2 separate regions of the Homo sapiens genome follow, and region 2 is linked to region 1. Evidence: chromatin contacts called from ENCODE Hi-C data. All regions are on one chromosome and are shown on one strand. The core of a region is the stretch at or near the end of the contact, and the rest is flanking DNA. Distances in the headings are between cores, read along the strand shown. Region 1 overlaps STK24 (serine/threonine kinase 24). Region 2 holds the start of LINC01232 (long intergenic non-protein coding RNA 1232).

Region 1 (5,310 bases), core at 1,699-4,198:
GCTGGGCTCTTGGAATATAGCTTGAAAACTACTCAAGTCAGTCATCTCTCAAGTTCCAGCCGCCTTGCCTGTAGGGTGCCCTGACTTAGAAGAGCATAAGAAGTATCACACAGTCCAAGACACCCTAACTTAAATGCAGTCTGTCTTTGTAGCCCGGGGAGGGAAACCATTTTTCATTCAGCATAGAGTTGTGTGCCTCCCGCGTGTCAGGGGCTGCTCTGGCCATTGGGGATTATTGCCGTTGGACACAGCAGCGGAAAGTCCTGCTCTTGGGGAGTTCTGGTGGGGAGGTCTGTCAATTACACCGTTTGTTAGAAGGTTCCTTCCTTACAAGGAAAACAATGCAGGCGAGGGAGGTGAATGGGGGAGCTGGAGTGAGGATGAGCCACAGAGGGCCTGAGACCAGAAGGTTTTAGCTGATTAAAAGATCAGCCAGTGTTGCCAGAGAATCCGAGGGACAACCTTGGAATCTAATTACAAAGGGACAATGCTACATAAACCAGTCACTTAATCAGGCAGAGATGTTTGACGGACTTAAAAAATGAGTACACGACATGGGTTTTAAGAAATGAGATGGCATATTCATTAATGTTTAGGCCAAGTTGCCATCATAGCAGCTCTAAAACAGTGTCTCACAAAAGATAGAAATTTATTTCTCCCCCTGCACATGGGGTCAGTGGCTCTGGTCCATACCGTCACGGTCTGTGCTGGTGGGTGGCTTCAGCATCTGGAGCCCCAGGCTTCCCTTGGTCTTCAGCCATTGTCCTCTCCCACTGCCAGTGCTTCAGGGCCAAGACCAAGCAGGGGCATGGGGCACATTTGCTCCTGTCTGACCCACTGGCGAGGTCTTAGTCACCTGACCACAGGCTGCTGCTCAGAGTCTGGGAAATGTGGTTTCTTGTTGTGGCTGAGTGCCCCGGCCAATAGTCCCTGTTACAGAGCTTCGAAGCAGGGGAGGACAGGCTCGGGGAGGGGGAGTTAGAAGTCACACAGAGGTGGGATGTGGTCTAGGTTTTTTTCCTGGGTCCTATTTGAAGAGTCTGCAAGTGCCTGAATGATGGAGAGCATGGTCGCAATGGCGAACACCAGCTGCTGACTTGGAGAGCTTGGCCTGGTCCGAGCTGCTCATGAGGCACTCTGGGGGGTAGACAGCAGCCGAATACCCTTTATAGTGAATTTTGACGCAGAAAGGATTTCCCCCCAAGTAAGGAGAGTTTTATCTCTTTTTCTCCCCTTCCTCCTCGTTCCCCATGGGCATATAAGTCAATGATGGATGGTGTTCAGGGCAGATTTAAAAGGGCAGAACCATGCAGACAGTCATCACAGAGCCAGCCCTTAATTATCCAGGGGAGGATTTTCCATGAGTGTTCCTCACCTCTTCCTCTTAGCGCCCTTTGGGAATGACAGCAGGCCGCTCTGCCGTTGCTTTTGGGAGACTTGGTAATGGAAGGGAGGTGGTTAAGTCCAGATCTAACCACAGGTATTGATCGTCGGCTTGGGCACAGACTTGGTGAAGGAGGAGATGGGAGATGGGACCCGACTCTAATGTGACTTTTTTTTTTTTTTTTTGAGACGGAATCTTGCTCTGTCACCCAGGCTGGAGTGCAATGGTGCGATCTTGGCTCATTGCAACCTCTGCCTCCTGGGTTCAAGCGATTCTCCTGCCTCAGCCTCCCAAGTAGCTGGGATTACAAGCATGTGCCATCATGCCCGGCTAATTTTTCTGTGTTTTTAGTAGAGATGGGGTTTCACCATGTTGGCCAGGCTGGTCTCGAACTCCCGACCTCAAGGTGATCCACCCGCCTCGGCCTCCCAAAGTGCTGGGATTACAGGCATGAGCCACCGCGCCTGGCCTCTAACATGACTTTGATCTTTGGTCGACTGGATTCTCCTGCACTCCAGCATTATGAACAAAAGCAAACACTCCGGCATCTCTATCCTCCTCCCCACTGTCCACCCAGGTGATGAGAAAAGTCTGTGTTCCTCATTTTGAAAATTAAAATTTCTACATTCTATGAACACTGAAAAATAGATGTGGAGAAAGCTGACTTAAGGCATAGTTTTCCTGATTGTGTTCTTTAGAATAGTAGTTTTGATATGCATTTCTTATAAATAAGACTTTTGTTCAGGTAACTGGGAAAAAACTACTTTCTGGGGAACAGAGTCTGTGGCGTAATGCCTTAGTCTGAGGTAACTTTTGGACAATATCTTAATTGGAATTTGGGACAATTTCTGGCAGGCGATGGAGATGGGCATTTTGACCTTCTCTGAGCATATGTGTGCGGTCAAACTAAAAGCGACAAGTGCATTCTCTGCACCTGGGTCCTGGGTGGAGAAGGCCAGGGGTGGCTGGATTCCAGGTGTGTCTGCTGCCAGGCAGGCCAGAGTCCCAGCGAGGCCAGTGTGTGAGGAGAGGCCACCTCTGAGAGTGGCCCTGACCCTGGGATTGCTGTGTAGACCAGGGCAGGCCTGCGAGCCAAGGCAGCACAGCTCACCCATGGGCCGGAAAGCAGGGCCAGGTATGAGTCAGGCTGTGGTTTCGGTGACAAGGGCTGTCTCGGTTGCCCCCACACTGCACCCCACAAGTACTTCCGGATGTGGAACAGGATGTGAAGGAGCTGAGGCACGCAAGGACTGTCGGGCTCTGTCCCAGAGATGTGCACGCCTGAGTCGGATGCTTCCTGTGGAGGAGCGCCCTAGTTTTCATCCCCTTTGGCTTAAAGCACATTTCTTATCTTTTTAAAACTAAGTGAAAGGCCCCAGATTGTATCTTCCTGTTGGCTAAAATGTGTGGGTGTGGGCTGTGAAGACATTCACTGTCAAGTCTGAAAACCAAGAATGGGGGACCATGATTTGGGGGAACCCTACCTGCATCGATTAGACATCTGCCCTCTGTCTGGCTCCGTTTCTGTGGTTCCGGGGAGCACTGGTGGCTTTGCTGCTGTCATCTGTGGAATTACTGTTTGTGACTGACTGCCCCACTCTGCAGGGGGCGGGGGGGGGCTTCCCGTCTGGTTTGAAGTGAGCCTTTGTTAGCCTGGTTTTCCTTTCCTTTTAAATGGAGATGTGGATACCTGACATTTCTTCCTTTCATCTGATATAGTTGTGGATATAAAGGAGTCAATAGGAACAATTATTTTGAGTTTCTGAGAATAAAAGCTTTCAGAGGTAATTATTATCTTAGGGATAATATAATAGTTATTATTATTATATAATATCTATTATATAACAAATCCCAAACTATTAGGATTTAAGCTCTTTCAGCTGCATTCCCCCAAGTTGGGGAGCTTTAACTGCAGATTTAAAAAATTCTAATACAAGGATATCCTCAGAGGCGCCTGGCTCCTAGGCCTTCTTTCCTGGGTGTTTTTGGGTACCAGGGGTGAGCCTTCTGGTAAGGGAACCACATATGTTAGGACAGATCCTGGCTGCTCTGTCTCTTGGCTGTTCGTTTCCTGGAGTGAAATCCCCAGCCTGTACCCCGCCCCTGCCATGGCCAGAGGGGCACCCTGAGGTCAGCTGCAGGCGCAGGCCGGGTCGTGGGCTTCCTCATTGGCTCAGCCTGCGCCCCGCCCCTGCCATGGCCAGGGGGTCGCCCTGTGGTCAGCTGCAGGCGCAGGCGGGGCTGCGGGCTTCCTCATTGGCTCCTCTTTGCTTCTCTGCTGGCTTGGCTTCATTGAGCAAAGCCATTTTCTCGGGCCCTTTGTTTTTTTAAGGGTCCCTCAGTGGACTGTAATTGTTAGGGCAAAATCATGTGTTTTAAGTGAAGAAGATTTCAGGTTTTAATTACCCTTGTCCATTAACATGGATAGTGTTTCTGTTTTATCTCAAACTTTTCATAAGATAATCATTTAAGTAACTTTAAGAATTTTTTTCTCTTCTTAGTTAGAACCTGGCCCATTAGATGAAACCCAGATCGCTACTATATTAAGAGAAATACTGAAAGGACTCGATTATCTCCATTCGGAGAAGAAAATCCACAGAGACATTAAAGGTAAGAGGACATCCGTTTTCATTCCTTTGAAATACTGAAGGTGGTGGTGGGGTTGCCCTGAAGACTTCTCAAGGGAAGGTGCTGGCGCCCATTTGTCCTGCACGTTTGCCTTGCCTGGGCTGGGCTGGCTTTGAGGGGGTCTGACAAAAAGTGTAGCCCCGGTGCCTGTGCTCGGTGGGTTCGCCACCCAGCCAGGGAGAAGACGCGCTTGTGGCAGTGCACGGAGTTGTAAGTCCGCACCGCCCAGGGCCGCCTTGGCTTTCTTTTGCAGCGGCCAACGTCCTGCTGTCTGAGCATGGCGAGGTGAAGCTGGCGGACTTTGGCGTGGCTGGCCAGCTGACAGACACCCAGATCAAAAGGAACACCTTCGTGGGCACCCCATTCTGGATGGCACCCGAGGTCATCAAACAGTCGGCCTATGACTCGAAGGTGAGGGGAGGGTGAGGGCGGCGCCGTGCCTCACGAGGCCTGGAGGGCTCCCGCCTTTTGTTCTTTAGCCTGGTAGCTTTTCTAAGTTGGAACGAAGCTGGTACCTTGAGGTAGGTCATAAAGGTAATTCTTCAACCTTGGTTATGAACAGTTTTCTCCTCTGTCTCCTGCTGTATCATTTAATACCCTGTGCTGATCCAGCCCACCATGATCGAGGTTTTTAACTCAGGCTATGTTTGTTTGGTGGCAGCGGGGACACAGGATGGAGCGGGTTTGGAGGGGGGTGGGAGGAACTGAAGGGCCATGGTGGTGAGGGGTGGAGGCGTGTGCGGTTGCAGAGGGGCTCCACCTGCTGTCTGGGCACAGCTGGGGGTCGAAGTGCAAGTGCGTGGAATCGGCAACCTTGAAGGGGCCTGTAGAGAAAGGGGCTCCCACAAGAGAAAGGGAGTCCACGGAAGCGTGAGAATGGAGGAAGAACAGTGCTTTGAGTGACTGCTGCAGGGTCTTCCTATTATTTTTAGTTCTGAGGATTCTCGTTCCCAGCCTGTCCTTGTCAACATGTGATGAAACCCTAACCCTTTCTTCCCACTGTTTTTTACTTGTCCTGTGTTAGGGACACTCTCCTAATTTTTCTCATATTCTTTTTCTCTGTTGCCCTCCACTTTTGTGAACTCTGTTAGATGGGACAAAAAATCCCGGGACTTTGCCTCCTAGGGCTCTGGTTTAACTTCAGTTCGCACAGTCTGCTCTTCTTAGGACCCTGTACACAGTTAAAAGGCCACATGATCCACGGAGAATTGGCTTTCCTGGGCTCCAAGTTTCTGAGCAAACAAATACCTAACTCAGATATGCATATAGGCCGAACCTTGCTGCTGCTTTTAAACAGA
Region 2 (5,773 bases), core at 2,441-4,940, 1.0 Mb before region 1:
TTTTTTCAGATACAAGGTTTTGCACAGATGTATAAACATGTCATTCAAGATAGCTGACAACCTAAAAAGAAACTGCAAAATGTTATGAAAAATTTAAAGCTTATCTAATGCCCTAAAATAACCTCAAAATTCACAGCTATAGTAAAGCTAACTGTAATAAACACCAGCTTAAAAAAATCAAACTTAATAAATAAGCCTATTTATAGATTGTAAACGTTTGTTGAACGATTATTTGAATTGTTGAAATCATTAAAGGTTTCAAAGAGATCCTCATCCCCCAAATGTTAAGTTTTAAATAAACTTAACGAAATAATTGTGTATGTATACTGTAAAGCCCTACACCATATAACCTAAAAGCAGGTTACTTTATTTACGCCTCTTTTACTAGCAATTAAACTGAAAACCTTGAGTGTGAATGTTGTAAGAGATCAAAGTTTTCAAGACTTGCCCTAGGAAAACACCAGTTTCTCCCACCATTTGCCCCTTTTAAGTGTTTAAAACCATCTCAGAGAAAATAGTGAGACCTCGTATCTTTTTTTGTGTATTAAAATCTTTTACACTTAAAACTCAGAAATCAAGTGCCTCAACCATTACAGCAACTCTTTATTAATGCACTTTGTGTGGCTCTGGGTGTTATACTCCACAAATAAGGAACCAACTTCTAATTGTGAAGCGAGATATCAAAGTCCTAGAAAGAACAAGCTCTCCTAACCAACTAGAAGGTTCCAGGAAAATGCAATTAAACAGGAAGCAATGAAGTTAAAAGCTAATGGAAACTGTTAACTAGGCTGAGTGTTGCTCACATGTAGGGAGTCGGTCACCCGCTTCCTCAGCGTACATGTTACAGGGCTGTGAGCGAACACTCACGCGTGGACCTGCATACATCCAACTCCAAAGCTCTGAGGCGTGAAGCCCAACTCCAAGGGCGCTCCACACGGTCCCTGTTCCAGGAAAACTGAATACAGCTGCTCGTGCCACTTGGCCCGCAAGACGGGAGGCGAGTCTGAGGCCCACTGCGTCCTCCAGAAACTACCCTTGCAAGGGCTGTTTCAGAGCCCCCCACCCACAGCCCAGCAGACCCCAAAAGCTTCTGGGGAAACTCAACCCCACCCGCTGCTACGCCCCCTTCCCTCGCTCCCACCCGAGGATCAGCTCCCCCGGATAGGGACGACTTCCCCTTCCAACAGTGCATCAGAGGGCTCGTCAGGCCTCACCCACCTTGCACTCGTCGCTCTTTTTTTCTTCGTCGCAGAAGTTGACGGGCGCCAGGCCGGGCAGGTAGAAAGCGCCGCTCCGGCGCGGGCCAGGAACCGCCCCCAGCAGGAGCAGCGACAGCAGCAACAGCCGCGGCCACCGAGGTGGAGACAACACCGGCAGCCTCGCGCTCATGATAGTTGTTTCGGGGAAAGGGCAATCAAACCTAGGGGGTCAAGAGGGAAGGAGGGGTGGGGAGTCTCGGAGACGACTACAAGGCCGCCAGAGATAAAGGAAGCCGGCCCCCAGAAGGCTAGTTCCGGTTGCGCTAGGAGACACCCCGGGTCCCGCAACAGAAACCGAAGCGGACCGCAACAGAGCATGCGCACCGCCGTCTGCACATGCTCAGTGAGAACGGTCGCAGGCACCAGGAGGAGTTTCCGGGAGGGAGCGGGGGCGAAATCCACTTTCCGGGTTTTCCGCGCGCCAGCTGAGGTGGTTGCTGGGAGAGGTGGTTGCTGGGAGAGCTGTTCCGGCGCTCACGTTCCAATTCCAAATTACAAATTCCGATCTAGAGCTCCCACGCTTGGGGGCTGTGGAGCGCTCGCCAGCCGCTCCCCGTTTGCTGCTGGGTCTTACGAAGTTCTCATATCCATCATACAGTTTCTTTGTCACACTGTCCGCGGCACGCCAGTCCCTATGACAGAAAGCACCTGCGGTCTGTCTGGAGGCGGAGTTGGTGGCGGAGAGAAAAAGTTCTGGAGACACCTGGTTGGGAGCAGGCTAAGGAAACAAATGGGGAGGAATTAGCCACAAATCCTCAAATAGACAGCTACTCAAAGGCATCTTCACGGACAATTTCCAAGCATTGGATGCAGTGGTGCATTCTTGCATTGGGCAGTGATTGTGTGCACACATCTCTTTAAGGGAGAGTGGAAATGGGGTGAGGAGGAAAATGGGAGTAGGATAGAGTGTAGCGTTGACATTTATTTTCTTTAAAGGAAGACCCGAGCATACCTGAGAGCTCAGTGAAGAAAGTAGTTCTGGCGAATCGGATTAATATGGTATGATCAGCCTTTAGCAAGATTCTATCACTTTTCCCACTGATGATGTGAGACGGTGTCCGCGTGTGTAAGTGCACACACGTGTGTGTGTGTGTGTGTTGCATCTTCTGAGTATTTTTCAAGGAGAAGCTTTTTAGTGATCTGAAAAAGTCAATTCAGTTAGCCACTAGAGTTCAATCAAAAACTTCGGAAGAGTGCATCATCTTAAAGTACATAAGAGAGAATCATGACCTCCAGCTCAGAATTCAAGAATAGGCAGGTTTGTGAAATAGTAAGCTCAGAAAGTTGAGGGCCAGTGAACTCCTATTTCAAGTTCTTGCGGGTGTTTGTACTTTTTTCCCAGGTAAGGTTTATAACTTTCATCAGATTTTCAAAGGGACCTAGGACCCTGCAAATTGATCCATATAGTGGGGTAGCCAAGTTAATCAAGAGAACTGGGAAGTAGAAAAGAACGTTCATCTTAAGGTTGTTGTGAAGATTAAATCAAAAATGGAGGGAAAGTGCTGAGCACATAGCTTGGCCCAAGGAATGGCACTTTTTTTTTTTTTTTTGATAACAAAAACTAATCTGGTAGGGCCTGAGCAGAAAATTGTGCCTAGGTGGCTTCCCTTTCATGTCCTCTCCCTCAAATAAATCAACATATTCGCTGAACTTTGGGATAGGGAAAAATTGTAAAATATTCTGTATTTGGAAGTCATGGAGATTTCCAATATAACAAAAGGAAGCAGACGTTTTCTCCAAATATTAAGAGGAGGAAACAAAAATTAACATTTTTGCTCACTATCTTCTTTTCCTAGCACCACTGAAACTTGACCTTCGGCCGGCGCGGTGGCTCACGCCTGTAATCCCAGCACTTTGGGAGGCCGAGATGGGCGGATCACGAGGTCAGAAGATCGAGACCATCCTGGCTAACACGGTGAAACCCCGTCTCTACTAAAAATACAAAAAAATTAGCCGAGCGTGGTGGCGGGCTCCTGTAGTCCCAGCTACTTGGGAGGCTGAGGCAGGAGAATGGCGTGAACCCGGGAGGCGGAGCTTGCGGTAAGCCGAGATCGCGCCACTGCACTCCAGCCTGGGCGACTGAGCACGACTCCGTCTCAAAAAAAAAAAAAAAAAAACAAAAAAAAAACTTGACCTTCATTATATCTCACTGCCCTCATCCCAAACATTTCCTCTCCCAGTTTTCCAGGAAACGGCATCGCTGCCCATCTCTTTTCAGGCCCCAACCCTGGAGAAGAACCTAAATTTCTCATTTCCTCACTACCTACCTCCAGTCCTTCAGCAGGTCCCGTTGGTTGGGCTGCTAAACTATGGGCTAAATCCTTTCAGTACTTTCCATGCCCACAGCTACCACTCTGGTCCAAGCCAAATTCTTAGTTCCCCTGGACTTCTTACTGCAGTAGCCTCTCAGCTTCCACTCTTGGCAAAATCAATTTTATAAAACCTTGAAATCCCTTAATACCACTCGTCTGCTTAAACCTCGGCATCCCACATTTACCACTATCAGGAAGGATCACGTTTGTTTGTTTGCTGTCTCATTCCCCCATTTATATGTGAATTCCACGGGTAAGGGCCTGCTCCTACATCCCACACCTCTACATCCACAGAGCCTAGAGACCGCAGGCGCGGGGAAAGCACTCCACGACCATCACTGGCCAGGCCACAAGAGTGCTGGATCTAAATTTGGAACCGGACTTTCAGAGCTGAAATAAACCTGAGGTTTTCCAGGGGCTTTTAACCTCCTTTTACAGCCAAGGATGCGCCTAAGAAAGGGGAGAGGCTTCCGTGACTTCCTGCAGTAACGCAGCCACTAGAGATTGAGACTACAACGACTTGGGAGTCTAAAAGTCTGCAACCTTTTCCACTCCAGAGCTCAATGTTTCCTCAATCCCCCGGGATCGGCATCAGCAAAAACCCGGAGAAGCGGAGCCTTTCTCAAAGAAAATGACCTCCAGACTCATGCTACCATCTCGACCGGTGCAAGTATCACGCATGCGCAGGGCCGGCCGCCCGGCCGCACCTCGCCAACTCCTACTCGGACACGTCATCTAGGTCGGCCTGGGTCTGGTGGGAGGGGCCGGGGGCGGGGCTCGTACGCGGGGCGAAGTGGTCCCCCTACTTCCGGATCCGGCCTCACCTGGCCAACGCCTCATTCGGGGTTCCTTGGTTACGTGGCTGCGGTGTCTACCCGGTGCTGGGGCGTGGCGGAGAGAGACCGCCCCGCCCTCCACGCAGGCCACAAAATGGAGGCCCTGCCCTGTGGGCTTTTGTGGCCTGGGCGCTGTCGTGCCGAAAGACGAAAGTGACAATTCCAGTTGCAAACTGGAAAGAAATGGAGTTTTTCCTTCATTCTCCCCATGATCGTGACGGTCCTTTTCTCAAAGTACTAATACTTTTAATGGGACTGTAAAACTTGAGGGATATGACTCTCTCCTCTCCTCTGCTTCAGATTGCATTTGCCAACTCTGATTTACCGCCAATACTATGGTGCTGTCATATTCATAGAGACAGAAAGTAGAGCAGTGGTTGTAGAGAGAGTCTGCAGAAGGAGGGATGGGGATTTACTGTTTAATGGCATACGGTTTCAGTATGGGTTGGTGAAAAAGTTGGGATGAATGGTGATGACTGCACAACAATGCAAATATGCTAATGTCACAGAAGTGTACACTTAAAAATGGTTAGACGGTAAGTTTTCTATTATGTATATTTTACCACAATTTTTTTTTAAATGCAACAGAGTCTCGCTGTTGCCTAGGCTGGAGTGCAGTGGCAGGATCTCAGCTCACTGCAACCTCCGCCTTCCAGGTTCAAGCGATTCTTGTGCCTCAGCCTCCCAAGTAACTGGGATTACAGGTGCCAGCCACCACGCCCAGCTAATTTTTGTATGTTTAGTAGAGATGGGGTTTCACCATGTTGGCCAGGCTAGGCTGTTCTCGAACTCCTGAACTCAGGTGATCCGCCTGCCTTGGTCTCCCCCAGTGCCGAGATTACACGCGTGAGCCACCACGCCGGGCCCCACAGTTTTTTGTTTTTGTCTTTTAAATTTTTTTTAACAGCATTTGTGTCTTTTTTTCTTTTTCTTTTGTTTTTGAAACAGAATCTCACTCTGTCACCAAGCTGGAGTGCAGTGGCGCCATCTTGGCTCACTGCAACCTCTGACTCCCTGGTTCAAGCAATTCTCCTGCCTCAGCCTCTCCAGTAGCTGGGGTTACAGGCACGCACCACCCCGCCCAGCTAATTTTTGTATTTTTAGTAGAGATGGGGTTTCACCATATTGGCCAGGGTGGTCTCCATCTCCTGACCCCGTGATCCACCTTGCCTTCCCAAAGTGCTGGGATTACAGGTGTGAGCCACTGCACCCAACCTAAATGGCATTTGTTTCTTCCACTCCTCTCTGCCAGAATAATTTGGACAGCCTTTTCTGAGTTTCCCATGACGACTTCTGTATAAGATTGTCGGATATAGCAAATAAAAGTACAGTATACCCAGGTAAATTTTAATTTCAGATGATCAAT

The links. Hi-C counts contacts between places; a loop is a spot of excess contacts on that map. Pooled maps may share reads with other maps.
Region 2: a map of CD8-positive, alpha-beta T cell shows a loop between it and region 1 (10-fold over the local background). The contact joins the promoter of LINC01232 here to the enhancer-like site in region 1. A Hi-C loop is called at or near these places in 2 of 168 maps with a recorded cell type or tissue (CD4-positive, alpha-beta memory T cell and CD8-positive, alpha-beta T cell) and 9 of 50 pooled maps.

The regions. Positions count from the first base shown.
Region 1 is chr13:98,473,934-98,479,243 of GRCh38, reverse strand. It overlaps STK24 (serine/threonine kinase 24), which reads left to right. Exons shown (of 11, transcript NM_001032296.4): 4 at 3,886-3,994; 5 at 4,266-4,423. Among named protein-coding and RNA genes, the nearest start is that of FARP1-AS1, 41 kb to the right of the region's middle. RefSeq lists enhancers at 1,715-2,009, 2,216-2,435, 2,586-2,735, 2,746-2,845, 1,887-3,086 and 1 more. Within about 2 kb of position 2,948, at least 31 of the 41 ENCODE cell types and tissues checked have a DNase peak (open chromatin) inside an H3K27ac peak, as active enhancers do; they include CD8-positive, alpha-beta T cell, where a contact is called at or near this core.
Region 2 is chr13:99,497,223-99,502,995 of GRCh38, reverse strand. It overlaps LINC01232 (long intergenic non-protein coding RNA 1232), which reads left to right and starts at 3,690. Exons shown (of 5, transcript NR_110731.1): 1 at 3,690-4,310; 2 at 5,660-5,747. LINC00449 (long intergenic non-protein coding RNA 449) reads left to right here and starts at 1,933. Exons shown (of 2, transcript NR_133664.1): 1 at 1,933-2,601; 2 at 3,056-3,273. TM9SF2 (transmembrane 9 superfamily member 2) reads right to left here and starts at 1,524. Exons shown (of 17, transcript NM_004800.3): 1 at 1,219-1,524. The coding sequence starts at 1,389. RefSeq lists enhancers at 1,144-1,732, 1,639-1,818, 4,097-4,216, 4,227-4,436.